2 separate regions of the Mus musculus genome follow, and region 1 is linked to region 2. A link is a loop called in an ENCODE intact Hi-C map of the cell type or tissue named here. Cell type or tissue: left cerebral cortex. All regions are shown on one strand. Links, peaks and the distances in the headings refer to the core of each region. The heading gives the core; the rest is flanking DNA. Region 1 has its middle 110 kb from the start of Calb1. Region 2 has its middle 210 kb from the start of Gm24317.

What was found. Peaks named below come from ENCODE experiments on the same cell type or tissue, not always from the same donor. Only the 100,000 strongest peaks of a DNase experiment are listed, where the experiment ranks them.
Region 1: it touches region 2 in a loop (2.8-fold over the local background); 2 of 42 quality-filtered maps call a loop at or near these places.

The regions. Positions count from the first base shown.
Region 1 is chr4:15,765,148-15,773,493 of GRCm38, forward strand. No RefSeq gene overlaps it. Among named protein-coding and RNA genes, the nearest start is that of Calb1, 110 kb to the right of the region's middle. In left cerebral cortex, for the core only: no CTCF peak of the experiment used is centred there; DNase peaks (open chromatin) are centred at 3,632, 3,906, 4,167, 4,936 and 2 more places; H3K27ac peaks cover 1,610 bases.
Region 2 is chr4:15,589,226-15,597,571 of GRCm38, forward strand. No RefSeq gene overlaps it. Among named protein-coding and RNA genes, the nearest start is that of Gm24317, 210 kb to the left of the region's middle. In left cerebral cortex, for the core only: a CTCF peak has its summit at 3,718 (motif pointing right); DNase peaks (open chromatin) are centred at 4,926 and 5,472; H3K27ac peaks cover 376 bases.

The sequences.
Region 1 (8,346 bases), core at 109-8,108, 180 kb after region 2:
CTGTGTTCGCCTGTATTTCTTTAAGGGAGTCATTTATGTCCTGCTTAAAGTCCTCTATCATCATCATGAGATTTGATTTTAAATCAGAGTCTTGCTTTTCTTGTGTGTTGGGGTATCCAGGGCTCTTTGTAGTGGGAGAGCTGGTTTCTGATGATGCCAAATAGCCTTGGTTTTGTTGCTTATGTTCTTGCCCTTGCCTCTCGCCATCTGGTTATCTCTGGTGTTAGCTGGTCTTGCTGTCTCTGACTGTGGCATGTCCTTCATATGAGACTGTGTCAGTATTCCTGGAAGACCAGTTCTCTCTGGGAGGAATTTGAGTATGGAGAGCTGTGGCACGGGGTCAGCTCTGGGGTGCAGACAGAAACCGGGAAAATCCTGTCCCTGGCTTTTCCTTGCTTCCTGTGCCCTGATGGCTCTGAGTGGGTCCCTGTTGGGCGAGGAATTTGAGCAGAAGTGGTAGTTTTATCTGTGCTCACAAGAGTGTTGGCACTCCTGGGAGACCAGCTCTCTCCTGACAGTATTTGGGTATGGAGTGCTGTGGCACAGGATCAGTTCTGGGCACAGACTGGGCTACTGATTTCTTTAAGATAATTTGTATTCAAATCCTTTGTTGAAGGAGTTTATCAGCCACAGGAATTCTCTGGTAGAAATTTTCAGTTCACTTATGTATACATAAGTATTATATTATTGTATTATCTATGAATAGCAATACTTTGAGTTCTTCCTTTCTAATTTGTGTCTCCCCCCCCACCCCCCCTTCCAATCTTCTTTAGTTCTCTTATTGCTCTGGCTAGTTCTTCAAGTACTATATTCAAGAGATATGGAGAGATGTCAGCCTTATTTTGTTCATGATTTTAGCAGTAATTGTTTAAGTTACTAAATTCTATAATAGTAAAAGCAAGCCTAAGAAAAATAATAATTCTAGAGGTATAACTACATTTAATTTCAAATTTTACTATGGAACCAAAATGCCAAAGCAACATGGTCCTAAAACAAACACAGACACATAGATCAGTAGACTACACTAGAGGGGCCTGATATAAATATATTGCAGCTAAAGCCATGACTGTTTCTTTCTTTTTTTTTTAATTAGGCATTTTCTTCATTTACATTTCCAATGCTATCCCAAAAGTCCCCCATACCCTCCCCACCCAACTCCCCTACCCACCCCCTCCCACTTCTTGGCCCTGGCGTTCCCCTGTACTGAGGCATATAAAGTTTGCAAGACCAATGGGCCTCTCTTTCCACTGATGGCTGACTAGGCCATCTTCTGATACATATGAAGCTAGAGACACGAGCTCCGGGGGGTACTGGTTAGTTCATATTGTTGTTCCACCTATAGGGTTTCAGATCCCTTTAGCTCCTTGGGTACTTTCTCTAGCTCCTCCATTGGGGGCCCTGTAGCTGACTGCGACAATCTTTGTTAGATATATACCTGATAATGAATTACTATTTAAATATTTTCATAACTCAAAAAAAAACTGAAGAAAAGAAGTTAAGTAGCACAATAAGTAGGCTAGTAGGCATTTCTCAAGAACTGTAATATAAAGAGTAATAAACACAGAAAATGCTCAACCTCACTATAAGACAAATGAAAATCTAATTACATTGAGATTCTAACTTGTTCTATTCAGAATGTCAATTAATAAGAGAACAAATGTTGGTGAGAATGTAGACAAATTGGAGCCCTAATATGGCTAGTTATAATGTAAACATTTCCAGCCACTGTCTAAAACAATGTGGAGTTTTCTCAAGACACTATGATCCATATGATCCAGCTGTACCACTCCTGGGCAATTTACACAAAGAACTTCCCTTCAATATATCAAAGAGATGCCTATACATTAATGATTATTGCAGCACTATTCACAATAGCCAACTTTGGGTCCAAACGCAACAAAATTGATTAAAAAAAATATATATATATAGTGTGTGTGTGTGTGTGTGTGTGTGTGTGTGTGTGTGTGTGTAAATTTGAGAATTTGGGAATTTTAAAATTTTGAGTTCTTAAAAAACATAGAAATATTATAAGAAATTAAAATGCTTTCATTTTAATCACTGGTTTGAGATGTGGGGCTTCTTGGAATGGTCCTCAGCAGCAGACCATGGTTTGCCCCATGTTCTAGCAGAAGCATAGTCCTGCCAACTGCAGAGAATTCTGCAATTGTGTGACATCTGGATTTCTGGAAAACTTTCAGAGGGTAAATATATCCTAAGGCCCTGAGAGGCATGATGGGTGATTGATTGATGGTCATTTAGGGGGTTGTTTGTGGTGTATTCATAGCTGTGGTCAAAAAAGAAAGAAAAAGAAATAAATTAGATTGAGGGATTATCCTAATTCTTTTCTCTGATCTATCTTCCTATCTCTTGTTAGTGTTGAAACAGGGATGGAGTGAGAGGAGGGGAAAACAAAGAACTCACAAAGTAGCAAAGACCATCTACATATATGATAGTGTGTATGTGCATGTGTGTATATATATACAATACAGAGATACCTATATAGGGACAAAGAATAACAAAGTTTTATTATTCCCAAAGAAAATGAATAAACTTGGATATACTCATATTAAGTGAATTAAGTCAGCCTCAGATAAGCACCATGGTATTTCTCATTTGTGACTCATAGATTTTATACAGATACATAAAACCATATGTGTGTGTGTGTGTGTGTGTGTGTGTGTGTGTGTGTGTGTGTGTGTAGAAGCAAGTGATAAAAGGGAAAGTCAGAGCAATAGGTAGGAAGAGTAGGATGAACACAGAATATATGCTTATATGAAAATGTTCTTATATAACACTATACCATAATACCCAATGAAAAAATTTAAAAATATATATATACATGCTTTATAGTTCGTTTCATTTATGTTCTAGATCGAAGAGTAGTGACTTTACCCAATTCAAAACTGTCTTTGTTACTTACTAGTTATATTTGATAACTTACCCTCACTTTGTCCCCTAATATATGAGTAAAATAATAATATTTCTATTCCTAAATAGTCTGCTGGAAGGATGAAATCAGTTTTCCACATCCATAGTCTTTAGAACAACGTGTAGTCCATGAATGGTCAACATTAATTCTATGTAGAATTCCCTATTCTTTCTTTCTATAAACCCATAAATATAACTTTAATTCCCCCATGTAGAACTTGACTAGATCAACAGTATGCTATGCACCCATTCTGAAACCTTTTGGAATGGAAAAGGAGTATCTCACTAAATTATAAAGATTCTTTTCAATCATAAAGTTATTCAGTGTTGAAGCTCATGTGCTAGGAGATTTCTTGGCATGCAATATATACAGAACATATGTTTCTTTGTGTTATACAGGGCCAGGTAGAATGATATGTATGAAAGAATGATACTCAAGAGAACTAATGAAGACACTAGGTATTTCAGGGGACAATCTGTTTTAAAAGTCACACCAGAGATAGATACAGAGACAGACAGAGACACACAGAGAGAGACAGAGACACACAGAGAGAGACAGATGCAAAGACAGAGACAAACAGAGACAGAGGCAGAGGGACAGAGAGACAGAGACAAAATATATCATTTTTTTCCTACTTCACAGTTTGAGTTGGCATGATCTGAGAGCTTCTCTTCTCATCCCCTTGGTAACATCCCTGCTTTTCAAAACCTGGCTTTTTATAACAGAATGTTTGCTAGCTGTCAGGTTGAATCAAAATAAATATCCACCTAGAATGAAGACAAGACATTAGAATGATTTACCAATAACACATCAAAATACCATCTAGAGGATGCTTGAGGATAAATGAATTTGGCAGAATAAGAAACATTTCTGTAACTCTGCACTTATTTTCTCTCCACTATATTCTCTCGTTTATGAAGAATACTCTAATTTCAGTAAAATACACCCACTCCCACCTTCTTCTGGCTAAGGCTGTTTGGTACAAGTACATGTTCCAAGGAATGCTCATTTGACTCCAAATTTGAAGCAGTACCTTGGAACAAAGAGGCTGAAGAAATCAATGAGCATAATGGCCACATTAATAAGAACAAGAACTTTAGAGAAAAGAACTGTGACACTTAATGCAAGCTGTTCAAAATAAAGGAAGACGTAGATGCCTTTAAAAGTTCCACTAAGCATGCAAACGAACAAATGGAAGGAGGGCCAGATTCGTCAGGAAATAGAAAGCTAACTGCCCCCAGCCATCTTCCTACCCGAGCTACATGCATGAAGCCAGAACTTCGTCAAACATTCTTAGGAGGTTTATAGTGACAGGAGCATGTCATTCAGAGTAAATATTGCATTTGCTGATCTTCTCGGGGACAAAACACTGGGAGTACGTAAACAAATGTCACTTTATCCATTTAGCAAGATTTTTCATATGAGCAAAATGAGATGAAAGGCAGTTCACACTGTACTAATTATAAGACATCCAAGATGATCCAGGTGTGTGTGACTAAGTCTAGTCGCTGGAAAGAAGAAAAAAATCTGATTTATATAATTTTCCTACTGCCTTTTAAACAAGATACTACTTAAATGCAAAGCTACAAGCTAACAGCAGCCAACACCTGCATACCTCTGCTACTTACACACGAAACAAGTAATAGCCTCCTTCCCTGAATTAGAGCTGAAGTAGTTATCAGATGGTGTCTAGTCTAACCATTCTACCCAACAATAAACCACAAAGAAAGGCATGTAACTGATAAAACACTCCACCTTAGGGCTGGACCAGAGCCTTGACATGGGGAAAGTCTCTGCAAATGTGAGACAGTGCATGGGAGGTCTCAGTACAAATGAGAGCAGGGTGCTGGCTGCTGTACTGTATTCTGCATGTGGCCATCCACCACCTCAAGCTGTAACAGTAGAACCAGTAGCTAGGAGTAGGTGCAGATTCTATCTTGGTTTCCCTCCTCCTCCTTGTTCCCATTGACCATGCTGCCAAATCCAGAACTGTCACTCCACTGCTCTATCATTGGAAGAAGGAGGGGGTGTCTAAAAAGACCAGTACAGTAATTTCATTCCACCCCTTCACTGCCCAGAATCAAGGTTATATAAAATTGACCAATAGGGCCAAGAAGGATTTGATGCGGTTCTCACGAACCGTATTTCAGGGAGGTATTTTTTCTTTGTTAATGTGACTTTCCTACCACAGTTAAGCAACACCCTACTTTTGAAAACATGCTAACAACACTCACCACTGTATGGTTTCCTGGGTAAAGATTAACTAATATTGTCTCCATTGTGACAAGCTTTCTATTTGTGGCTTGAGACAGATGGACCTAGTTCTGTGTGTGCCTCCACTGAAACCGTTCTGCTGTGAAATTCTTTCAGTTGTGGAGAAAACAATCCAGGGCAAGGCTAGTCCATGGTTTATATTTCCTTATCTCACCAGTGTCTAAATTATATCCCAAACTTTCAGGCTTATAATGGAAAATTGAAGATGTCTTATTTCTTCCTACTCATGTATTTTTCTGCATCTGGGTAGACATGAAAATCTGCTTCTGGTATTGGGGGATATTCTAATCCCTAATGGAAAGTACATGGCAAACTCCAAGGTCAAGCTTAATATCTCCAGAAAAATGAAGTTGCTTTTAAAATTCAAGTGCCTAAGTGATAGATCATCAGATAGCTTCCAATGGATAGCGGCCTCTCTCCAAATGATTTTTTATTTTGGTGAGGTGCATTCCCAGAACCCAGGAACAGTAAGAATGTCTCTGCAATCTAGAGACCACTGTATGATCACATAAAATATGGGTTCATTGGTGTTTTGTCTGGTCCATACTTACCAATGTTCTTAGTGTCTCTTTTTGTATCAAACAGATATTTTTATTTCTCAGTTTATGTGTTTTGATCTTTCCCTCTGTCCTGGCTGGTTTTCTATATCAACTTGACACAAGCTAAGGACATCAGAGAGGAAGGAGCTTCAATTGAGGAAATGCCTCCATGACATCCAGCCATGAGGCATTTTCTCAATTAGTGATCAAAGGGAGTGGGCCCAGCCCATTGTGTGTGACTCTAGCTTTGTGCTGGTAGTCCTGGGAACTATTAAAAAAAAAGCTGCCTGAGGAAGCCATGGGAAATTAGCCAGAAAGCAGCATCTGTCTATGCCTCTGCATCAACTCCTGCCTTCAGGTTCCAGCCCTGCTTGACTTCCTGTCCTGACTTCCTCCAATGATGGTCTATGATCAGGAAGTGTAAGCCAAATTAAACCCTGTGCTGTACAAGTTTCATTTTGGTCATGGTGTTGTGTTGCAGCAGTAGAACCCCTGATTAAGAACCCCTCACTAAAGTGCATACTTGTGAGGGCAGTGACCATGGTGAATTCAAGAATTTCTTTGTGCACCCACAACAGGCTTTGTGCACCAGAATAGTGGTTGCCTAAAGAATCTGTTTTTACTTGTACATCTTATATTTAAGTTGTCTGCCTAGTGGTTTGGCCTATTTTTTTTTTTCGAGACAGGGTTTCTATGTGTAGCCCTGGCTGTCCTGGAACTCACTCTGTAGACCAGGCTGGCCTCAAACTCAGAAATCTCGCCTGCCTCTGCCTCCCAACTGCTGGGATTAAAGGCGTGCGCCACCACCGCCCCGGCAGGTTTGGCCTATTCTTTACCTTATTCCTACTTTGTGCTGCCACCTCTCTAATACATAGATATTAGAACTAGACCCATTTGGTCTAAAAAGAAAACAGATCCTGCTTCAAGATTCCAGGAGGGAAGCCTCCAGGCCATGGAAACAGTCATCATTAGAAAGATTTACCAGAGGAGGTAAAGGTAAACAGCTCCTCTCAGAAAAAGATAGGGAAGGAATCCATGAAGACAGAATAAAGGAGAGGTCTAGGAAGCCTGAAATTCCCAAAATTCTGCCTTTGAAACAGTAACGAAAGATAGACCCCATTATTAGAACTATGGAAGCTCAGTGTGATGAGTTCCAACTGCAGCCCCAGCATGTAAAAGATGGAGGCAGAAAGTTTAGGAATTCAAGGTTATCTTCGTGTGCATAGTAAGCTTGAAGCCAACCATAGTACATTAGATCCTATTTAAAAACAAAATCAAACCAAAAATGGGGAAGGGGAGAGCTATAACCAAAAATAGAGATTATGAAGAAGCTTTATGGAAGACCACTATTCTGTAAGCTACTTACAAATCATAATTAATATTAACATCTGAGGGAGATGAGTCTACTGTGATCAACCTCATTTTAGGACAAGAATATGGAGCCCATGTAGAGGCTCAGACCTGTATGCATATGAATGTATGAACTTAAGTCCCAAGGTCATCTGGTTTGTAGTATTTTGTTCTCTTTTGTTTGTTTTTCTTTTTTATTCTGAAAGAAGCAGAGCTTGCATCATGTAGTGTGGAAGTTTTCTTACATGATGCTTCAGTGTCATGTCTCCACAAACAGCCAGGTCCACAGAATCCGAGGCCCAGGTTCGCACAGATGATCATAAGAGGGAAATGTCTCAGGGGTGTGGAAAGATGATCTAGTACATTAACTGGCTACTGTAATGTTTAATTCATCACGTTTTAACGTTCTGCTGAGGGAAAAAAATTAATAGAGTTGAGAAATGGAGCTAAGAGCATTGATGCCAAGAATCTGGTTTCTTTGTGATTCTGCTCTACTGGACACACAGTGAGTCATATCAAACCAAGCACTCATTGAAGAATATCAGGAAATCCAGGGCTGTAGAGAGTCAGATTTAAAATCATTCACAATCTGTAAAGTGTACTCCAGTGGCCATGGACCCAAGAGATAGGAAGACAGAGTTGTTGAAAGATTCATGGATGAAAAGTGTCTGGTTTCCTGAAGGAGCTGATAAAGGATGAGTAATGTTTTTACAAATGGCAAATATACCATTTTCAAGGGAGAGTTCAGCAAAGGATGTGTCACTGACCATTGCCACTACCTCCAGGTTTCTGTTCACAGAGTCATTGACTAGCATGTCACTAGCAAGTCTCAAGGCATTGAGTGAAAACGGGCCCCATGAGCTCATATGTTTGAATAGTTCGTCCCCAGTTGGCCCCGTGTTAGTCCCCAGTTGTTCTGGGAAAGATTAGGAAGTGTGGTCTTGGAGGAAAAGTGTCACTGAGAGTGTGCTCTGAGGTTCAAAGGGCTCAAGCCATCCCTGCTGTGCTTTTTGGCTTTCTGTCTGTGGATGAGGGTGAGCACTCTCAGTTGCTGCTCCAGTTATACCTGCCTGCCTCTCTCAGTGATGAGGGTGGACTTCTCTTCCTCTGGAACTGTAAGCCTCAATATGCTTCCTTCTGTAAGTTGCCTTGGTCATGATATTAGATCAAAGCAGCATAAAAGTAACAGAGCATATGACTAGAGTGATAATAATTGGAAGGGAATGAGAACTCTCCTTTGAAAATGTTATCTTT
Region 2 (8,346 bases), core at 307-8,306:
CCCCAACCCTGGCCCTGGCATTCCCCTATGCTGGGGCATATAATCTTCAAAGACCAAGGGCCTCTCCTCCCCTTGATGACCTACTAGGCCAAACTCTGCTACATATACAACTAGAGACACAAACTCTGGGGGGTACTGGTTAGCTCATCTTGTTGTTCCTCCTTGTTGTTCCTCCTATAGGGTTGCAGACCCCCTTAGCTCCTTGGGTACTTTCTCTAGCTCCTTCCTTGGGAGCCCTGTGTTCCATCCAATAAATGACTGTAAGCATACACTTCTGTATTTGCCAGGTACTGACATAGCCTCATATGACACAGCTATATCAGGGTCCTGTCAGCAATATCTTTCTGGCATATGCAATAGTGTCTGGGTTTGGTGGTTGTTTATGGGATAGATCCCAGGATGATTCTTCCTTCCAACTCAGCTCTGAAATTTGTCTCTGTAACTCCTTCCATGGGTATTTTGTTCCCCATGCTAAGAAGAAACAAAGTATCTATACTTTGGTCTTCCTTCTTCTTGAGTTTCATGTGTTTTGCAAATTGTATCTCAGGAATCACCATGCCTGACCTCAAGCTGTACTATAGAGCAGTCGTGATAAAAACTGCATGGCAGGCAGGTAGATCAGTGCAATAGAGTTGAAGACCCAGAAATGATCCCACACACCTATGATCACTTGATCTTTGACTAAGGAGCTAAAACCATCTAGTGGAAAAAAGACAGAATTTTCAACAAATGATGCTGGCACAACTGGCAGTCTACATGTAGAAGAATGCAAATTGATCCATTCTTATCTCCCTGAAAAAAGCTCAAGTCCAAGTTGAACAAGGACCTCCACGTAAAACCAGATACACTAATTCAGAAGAGAAAGCAGGGAAAAACCTTGAACACATGGGTACAGGGGGAAAGTTCCTGAACAGAACACCAATGACTTAAGCTGTAATATCAATAATCGACAAATGGGACTTCATAAAATTGCAAAGTTTCTGTAAGTACTGAAAATAGGACAAAACAGCAACCAACAGATTGAGAAAAGATCTTTACCAATCCTACATCTGATGAAGGGCTAAAATCCAATATATACAAAGAATTCAAGAAGTTAGACTCCAGAGAACCAAATAACTTTATTAAAAAATGGGGGAATAGAGCTAAACAGAGAATTCTCAACTGAGGAAACTCAAATGTCTGAGAAGCACCTGGAAATATGTTCAACATCCTTAGTCATCAGGGAAATGCAAACCAAAACAACCATGAGATTCCACCTCATACCAATCAAAATGACTAAGATCAAAAACTCAGGTCACAGGATGGCAAGTATGTGGGAAAAGAGGAACACTCCTCCATTGCTGGTGGGATTTTAAACTGCTATGACCACTCTGGAAATGAATCTGAAGGCTCCTAAGATAATTGACCTAGCTATACCACTCTTGGGCATATACCCAGAAGATGCCCCATCATGCTACAGGGCACATGTTCTACTACATCCATAGCAGCCTTATTTGTGATAGCCAGAAGCTGGAAACAATCCAGATATCTCTCAACAGAGGAATGGATACAAAAAATGTGGTACATTTACACAATGAAATACTACATTTACACATGAAATGCATGTATCTGGAGGACATCATCCTGAATGACATAACCCAATCACAAAAGAACACACATGATATGCACTCACTAATAAGTGGATCTTAGCACAGAAACTTAGAATACCGAAGATGTCCTTGTTCTTAATAGCTGAATAATATTTTATTGTGTAAACCAACCACATTTTCCGTATCCATTCTTCCATTGTGGGATATCTGGGTTGTTTTCACCTTCTGGCTATCACAAATAAGGCTGCTATGGATGTAGTAGAATCATTGAAACTGTAGGTTGTTTTTGGTAGGGTGGATATTTTTACTGTTCATTCTACCAACCCATGACCATGGTTTCTTATAGAACACAGGGTCACCAGCCCACCTAAGGTTCCATCCCATCTGCAGACACCAAACCCAGACACTATTATTGATGCTGAGAAGTGCTTGTTGACAGGAGCCTGGTATGGCTGTACTCCGAGAGGCTCTGCCAGAGCCTGACCAATACAGATGCAGATGCTTACAGTCAACCATTAGACTGAGCACAGGTATCCCAATGGAGGAGTTAAGGGAAGGACTGAAGGAGATGAAGGGGTTTGAAACCCCATAGGAAGAACAACAATATCAACCAACCAGACACCCCAAAGCTCCTAGGGACTAAACCACAAACCAAAGAGTACACATGTAGGGACCCATGTCTCCAGCCACATATATAGAAGAGGATGGCCTTATCTGGCATCAGTGGGAGGGGAGGCCCTTGGTTCTGTCAAGATTCAATGCCCCAACACAGAGGAATGCTAGGCTGGTGAGGTGGGAGTGGGTGGGTGAAGGAGCTCTCTCCTAGAAACTGAGGGGAGAGGGAATGGGATAGGGGGTTTGTGGAGAGGAAACTGGGAAGGGGAATAACATTTGACATGTAAATAAATAAAATAACCAACAATTTTTTAAAAAATGTAGAAATATATGTATTTTAAACAATATATCTTCCCATTTCCAGTCTTATATTGAGGTCACTTGATATGATAAGTGCATAGTTCAGTTATAGATAAGATGCTGATTGATAAACTACATTAAAATTAAGAAGAATATTTTAGTTACTGTACTATTATATTTCTGTTCTACTGTTGTGATGAAGTACCATGATCAAGGCAACAAAATCACAAGAATATTTAATTGGGGTTTGCTTACAGTTTCATAGAATTAATCACTGAACACATGTCATGGTGAGGCAGACATGGTGCAGAAGTTCATAGCTGAAAGCTCACATCTGATCAATAAGTTGCATACAGAAAACACTAGGCCTTGTAAGGACTTTCAGAACCTTGAAGCTCACCTCCAAAGGCATGCCTCCTCCAGCAAGAACACACTTCCAAATCCTTCATAAACAATCTTCCAAGTAGGTACTAAGCATCTAAACATATGGCATATGGGGGCCATTTTTAATAAACTACTTCAAAGCAATAAAAGTAGAAAGACAATAATCAGAGAAAATACTCAAATTCTTGCACTAAAACTGAAAAAAATCATAGAGCTTCTATAACTCATCCTGGAAAATAGACAAATCAGTAGGAAGAGGAACAACAAGGCATGAAATGGTATTCCATGTGGAGCACACAGGTCCAAAGCTGCTGAATCCTATTAAGTATCAGGAAACCAAAGCAATGACATTGAGTTCGAAATCTACAAGATCAGCTCAATTAAAACACTGAAGACTAGAGCCAAAGAGATGGTTCAACTATCATGAGTATTACTGCTCTCGTAGGAACCTGAGTTTTGTTCCTACAACCCACCTCTGGAGGCTCACAATGCCATTTGCAGCTACAGCTCTAGGGGCTTCTACTGCTTCTTCTGGCCTCCTTTGGCTCCTGAACACACATGCAACTAACTACACTCACACACACACTTAAAATAATTAACAAATAACACCAAAAACTGACAACAGCAGGTACCAATGTTGATAGAGCATCTAGAGTGATCATTTATTTTTGGAGTGTACATTTGTATAGCCACTTTAGGAATCTCATTGATAATATTGGGTGTAGTTATATTTTTTCTTATTTTTAAAACTTATCTATTTTTATGGGTGTGGGTGTTTTGCCTGCGACTATTATCTGTACACCATGTGCACGTAGTTCTCCCAGAAGCCAGAAGAGGGCACTTGCATTTCCTGGGGCTGGAGTTACAGGGGGCTATAGGGTTGGGAATTGAACCCTGATTCTTTGGAAGAACAGCTTAACAATTGGTCTATTACTCCAGCCCACAGTTTTTGTTTTAAGTACTTCAGCATAGATAAAGCTGAATTATTTGTAGCCCAGGTGTGGTTAGTTGACATTTAAAGGTTTTCAACCAGAAGTTACACTCAAGTAGTAGCTGGCTCAAATTTGAAAGATATTTACCTGAATTCTTCTCTCCAAAGGCAGCATGCACTACAAAAACGCTTCCTAACAAAAGAAATAGCAGAAATACTTTTTCATTGCTAAAATGAGTGATGTTTGAGAAATGCGGCTGCCTGGATATGATCTTTAGCTACCACTACCTTATCGATATGGAGTGAAACATGTGAGCCCAGAAACTTAGCATCGCCCAGCACTGCCTTAGAAGCAGAGCTGGGGGGGTCAGAGTTCTCTTCCTAATGGAGTACACTATAACAGATTCATGAGTGTTAGGTATTTACACCATTGTACTTCTTTGGAATGCATTGTAAATGCACAAAGTGATGGAGAAAAGAGATTTCAGTATCCAGGAGAGCAAGCTTTAAGAGTTGTATCACTGACTGACAAGTCCTGCTTTCACTGTAGTGTGGTACCCACCCCTGCTCCATCCTTCAGAATATAATGTTAAGTATAGCTCCCCTAACACCCAATTCACCCAGTCTAGGGAGTGAGACAGACACCTCAATTGCAATCAATTGCAACCAACATAGGGGTTGTGATGCAGTGAAATTGGTACACAAAGAAGGAGATTGTTAATCTGAGCCATAATGTAGATACAAGAACAAAAGAGAGCTAATTTTTTTTTATGAAATGGGAGAGTTAACACCTGTAGAATGTATAAGAACTTCACAATCATGTTTTAAAGTGAGAAATCAGCAAGTCAGGAGCATCCCAACTCTAGAATATAGAATAGAATTCAGCAGGCAGCACAGACTGTATTCAAACCCATCGCAGTTATAAATCACAACCCCTCTAGTTTCTAGCTATTCTATCCAATAACATTAACTAGCCTGTCCACAATGGAGCTTGTTCACCCACACAACAGAGGTATAAATAGGACCCTTTTACAGCTATTCTAAAGATTAAATAAGTTAAATATATACAAACTGCATAGAACAAAGTGTGGTACATGGCAATAAATCAAAACATTGTGCCAGGCTGTGTTTATAGATTGTATGAGCTTTTTAGAACTGCCATAACAAAGCACCGTGTGCTGAGTGGTTGTCGCCATAGAAACCCATGTCCTCACAGTGCTAAAAGTCAAAGATTAATGTGTTGGTTTAGCTTCTTCTGGGACTCTCCTCTCTTCTTTTTGTTGAAAGACAGCCTCCTTCTCCCTCAGTCCTCATGTAGTTATCCTTCTGTTTCTGTCTAATTTCCTCTTCCTGTAAGGATCCATCCTATTGATCTCATTCTCCCTTAATACCCTTGTCACAAATACCAGCTCCAAACACACTCACATTCAGAGATTTGAGAGAATAGAATTTTTACACATGAATTCTAACAGAACATGATTCAGCTAATCAAAAGCACACCGGAGACACTGGCAGAGTATGTAGCTTGGCACTCTGAAAGGTTTATTTTGTTCCTTTATTTTGGTGAGATTTGTTTTAAGCAATCCATCTAAAATCAGAACCCAATGACTTGTTCCTCCTGGCATGCTCTCTGCCAATATCATAGCTGTGCTCCTTCAAGGCTGAATCCAAGAAGAGGGAGGAGATGTCGGCAGTGTGGGGGTGTAAGAGTTGGCTTAGCCCAGGGACGATGGAGGGGGTAAAAAGGAAGCTTTCAGACAAGAAAATGCTGTCTTCTTCAACTGCAGTTTGCACTTTCAAAGATGACTCCCTTATCTCTGTAAATAGGGCTTTTGAATTACTCAGGTGTGTGAGCAGGACATAGATAAAGATACAGTATTTTTTTTTTTTTTTTGTCATTTAAAAATAAGGTCTGGAGTGATGGATTGATCAGTGCAAGCTGTGATAGTATGAGGCCCTGAATGCAGATCATTAGCCCCTACACCGAAATGCAGGCATGGCAATATATACCTGCAACCACTGTAGTCAGGAGAATCTGCAAGGTTTGCTGGCCAGGCAATCTAGTCAAATCAGTGGTCTCCAGTTCAAGAACTCAAAATTAATGAGGCAGAGAACAATTGAGCAAGACATGCAACATAACCTTGTTCCCACCACGGAAATGCACACACACAAAGTATACCTACAAGCACACGTGCACACACAACACCATTCTCTACACAAATATTATATTGTGTAAATATTACATTGCTGTATACCAGAGCTAAGTTTGTAAAAAGCTTTCCAGACAATTCAGGTTTGGAATTCATCTTGGAAGTGATAGGAAATGACTTATATTTCTAAATAGAAATTTAATAAAGTCTAATTTTGGAGAATTGTAGTCTCAGAATTACAGAGCAGGAAGTGATTGGAAAAGAAAATGTGATGGCAGAAAGGCACAGCATGGGCCACTGCATCCACAATAAAGCAAAGACCACAGAAGAGAAAAGAACCGTTCAATTAAGGATTGTGCCAGAATTGCTGCCCATAGATTGGCAGATAGGAAGAGCATATTTGGAAGATTATTACTTCTTTATTATTAATCTTAGAAGCAATATTCCAAACCAGGAAAATAGAGGAGGGGGGAGACAAAACCAGTAATGCAAACTGAGGTAAAAGCAGCGAGCAAGGTAGGGGACCCAGCAGAGATAGGGCAGGATGGAAAAACAAAACAAATGAAAACTCTCAAAAAGCACAACAACAATAACAAAAGGCTAGGGAGGTTGTTATAAAGACAGAGCAGGACAGTTTATACCCATCACGAGAAGCTAGGTAGCACCTACCACATACACCTCGCTCTCCTTCATCATATATTTCTAAATGAGTACCAAGTACTGTATTCTTTCTGGCTTCTGATGTAGCTTCAGGGTTGCTTACTTATCGTGGGGTCAGTAGCCTGATGACTGAAGTTCAATGTGTCCTCCATACCCAGCTTTCTGGTTGGATTTTTGCATTTTCTAACAGGCATACAAGATAAAATGAAAGGCTTACGTATTTTGCCCTCTTCCACACATGTGAAGCAAGAGCACAGATAGATTGAAGATGATTGAATCTGGGCACAGGAGGTTGAGGGGAGAGCCAAGCTGGCTTTAACCCTTGTTCATCCCACCTGAGCATGGTTGCCCAGGACGTCACTGCAGAGTGAGAAATGCCTGTGTTCTATTAACAGCATATTGTCTCAGCCTTTTGGCAGTGGGAACTGGCAGTTCTAACCGTACACCTGTCACTTCAACTCTCCTGTCATGTTTGCCTTGTTTCCTCTTTTTATTTTTCTCTTGCCAGTAACTAGGGTTTGTTGGAGTAGTAACTGAATTATGGATTTGTGTGTAGGAACAAGCTATATTAAACTCTCTTATCAATAGATCACATGCCTCAAACTTTAACTGAATTCTACAAGAAATCCAACCTTCTCCATTGTTCTAGAAGCAAACCAGGAGGAATTGGGCGCAGACAACCTACAAGGAGCTGACTTCTGTCACGCATCTGAGTCAGCTCCAAGCAGGGATAATGATGGTCCCTGATTGGGGAGGATGGAAGGTGCATATAAAATGGAGTGAAATTATATGGGTCTGTTAAATGTCAGGACGAGATTGAGTCATAACAGAGCCACAGAAGCCATTGTGTCAGCTCGGCAGGGGTCAGGTGGGAAGAGTATTTCTGCTAACCAGCAGCAGCTGTTTACCTCAAGTTGCTCTTTCCTAATCATTTCAAGCATCTTTTAGAGAATTAAAATTTATGAACTGAATCTAACAGATCATATTGCTAAAAACATCAAATCCACAAGTTATTATTTGTTCCAGATACAGGAAGTTGGTGATAGACCAGCCTGAGTCCATCTTAAGATTTGAAGCCATCTAGTTGCAAGGTCAAAATAAGTCTATTCATTTTTTTTTTCTGTAAAACTTGAATTTGACCACATCTTAACCAATTTCCTGGAATTTGACCTGTTCAACATCATATACTTTGTACCATCACTTCTACCTTGATAAAACTGATGCTCTGCAAATAATTTTGAGATGTTCAGCCAGATTTCTATGTAACCAAAAAAAATCTCTCAACTCTTTGAAATCCCCTAGTCTTGTGGGCTTTTTAAAGCTATAAGAACCCCACTGTCTCCTGTGTTCATGGTCATTGCCTCAAGCCCACTTTAAGGAGTCAGCCCTGTATAATAGAAAACAAAGCTTGCTTAAGTTGACCTAAAACTGGGGTGATGTCCTCATTCTCATTTGGTGGGACTGGAGCTGATGGGATCTCATTGGTGGGAAAACTGTTGGACATGGCGCTTTTCAAGTTTGTGTGTGTGTGTGTGTGTGTGTGTGTGTGTGTGTGTGTGTGTGTGTATGATCTATAGTTAATGATGGTCTTTAATTCATGATACAATCTGATTAAAAAGTCACGTTCTCAGTTAAAACTGTGGAAGTATTAACTTAGCAAAGATTATATTTTGTCTTATTGCGTGGTTTTGGAAAAGATTAACTTTTGAGAAGTATT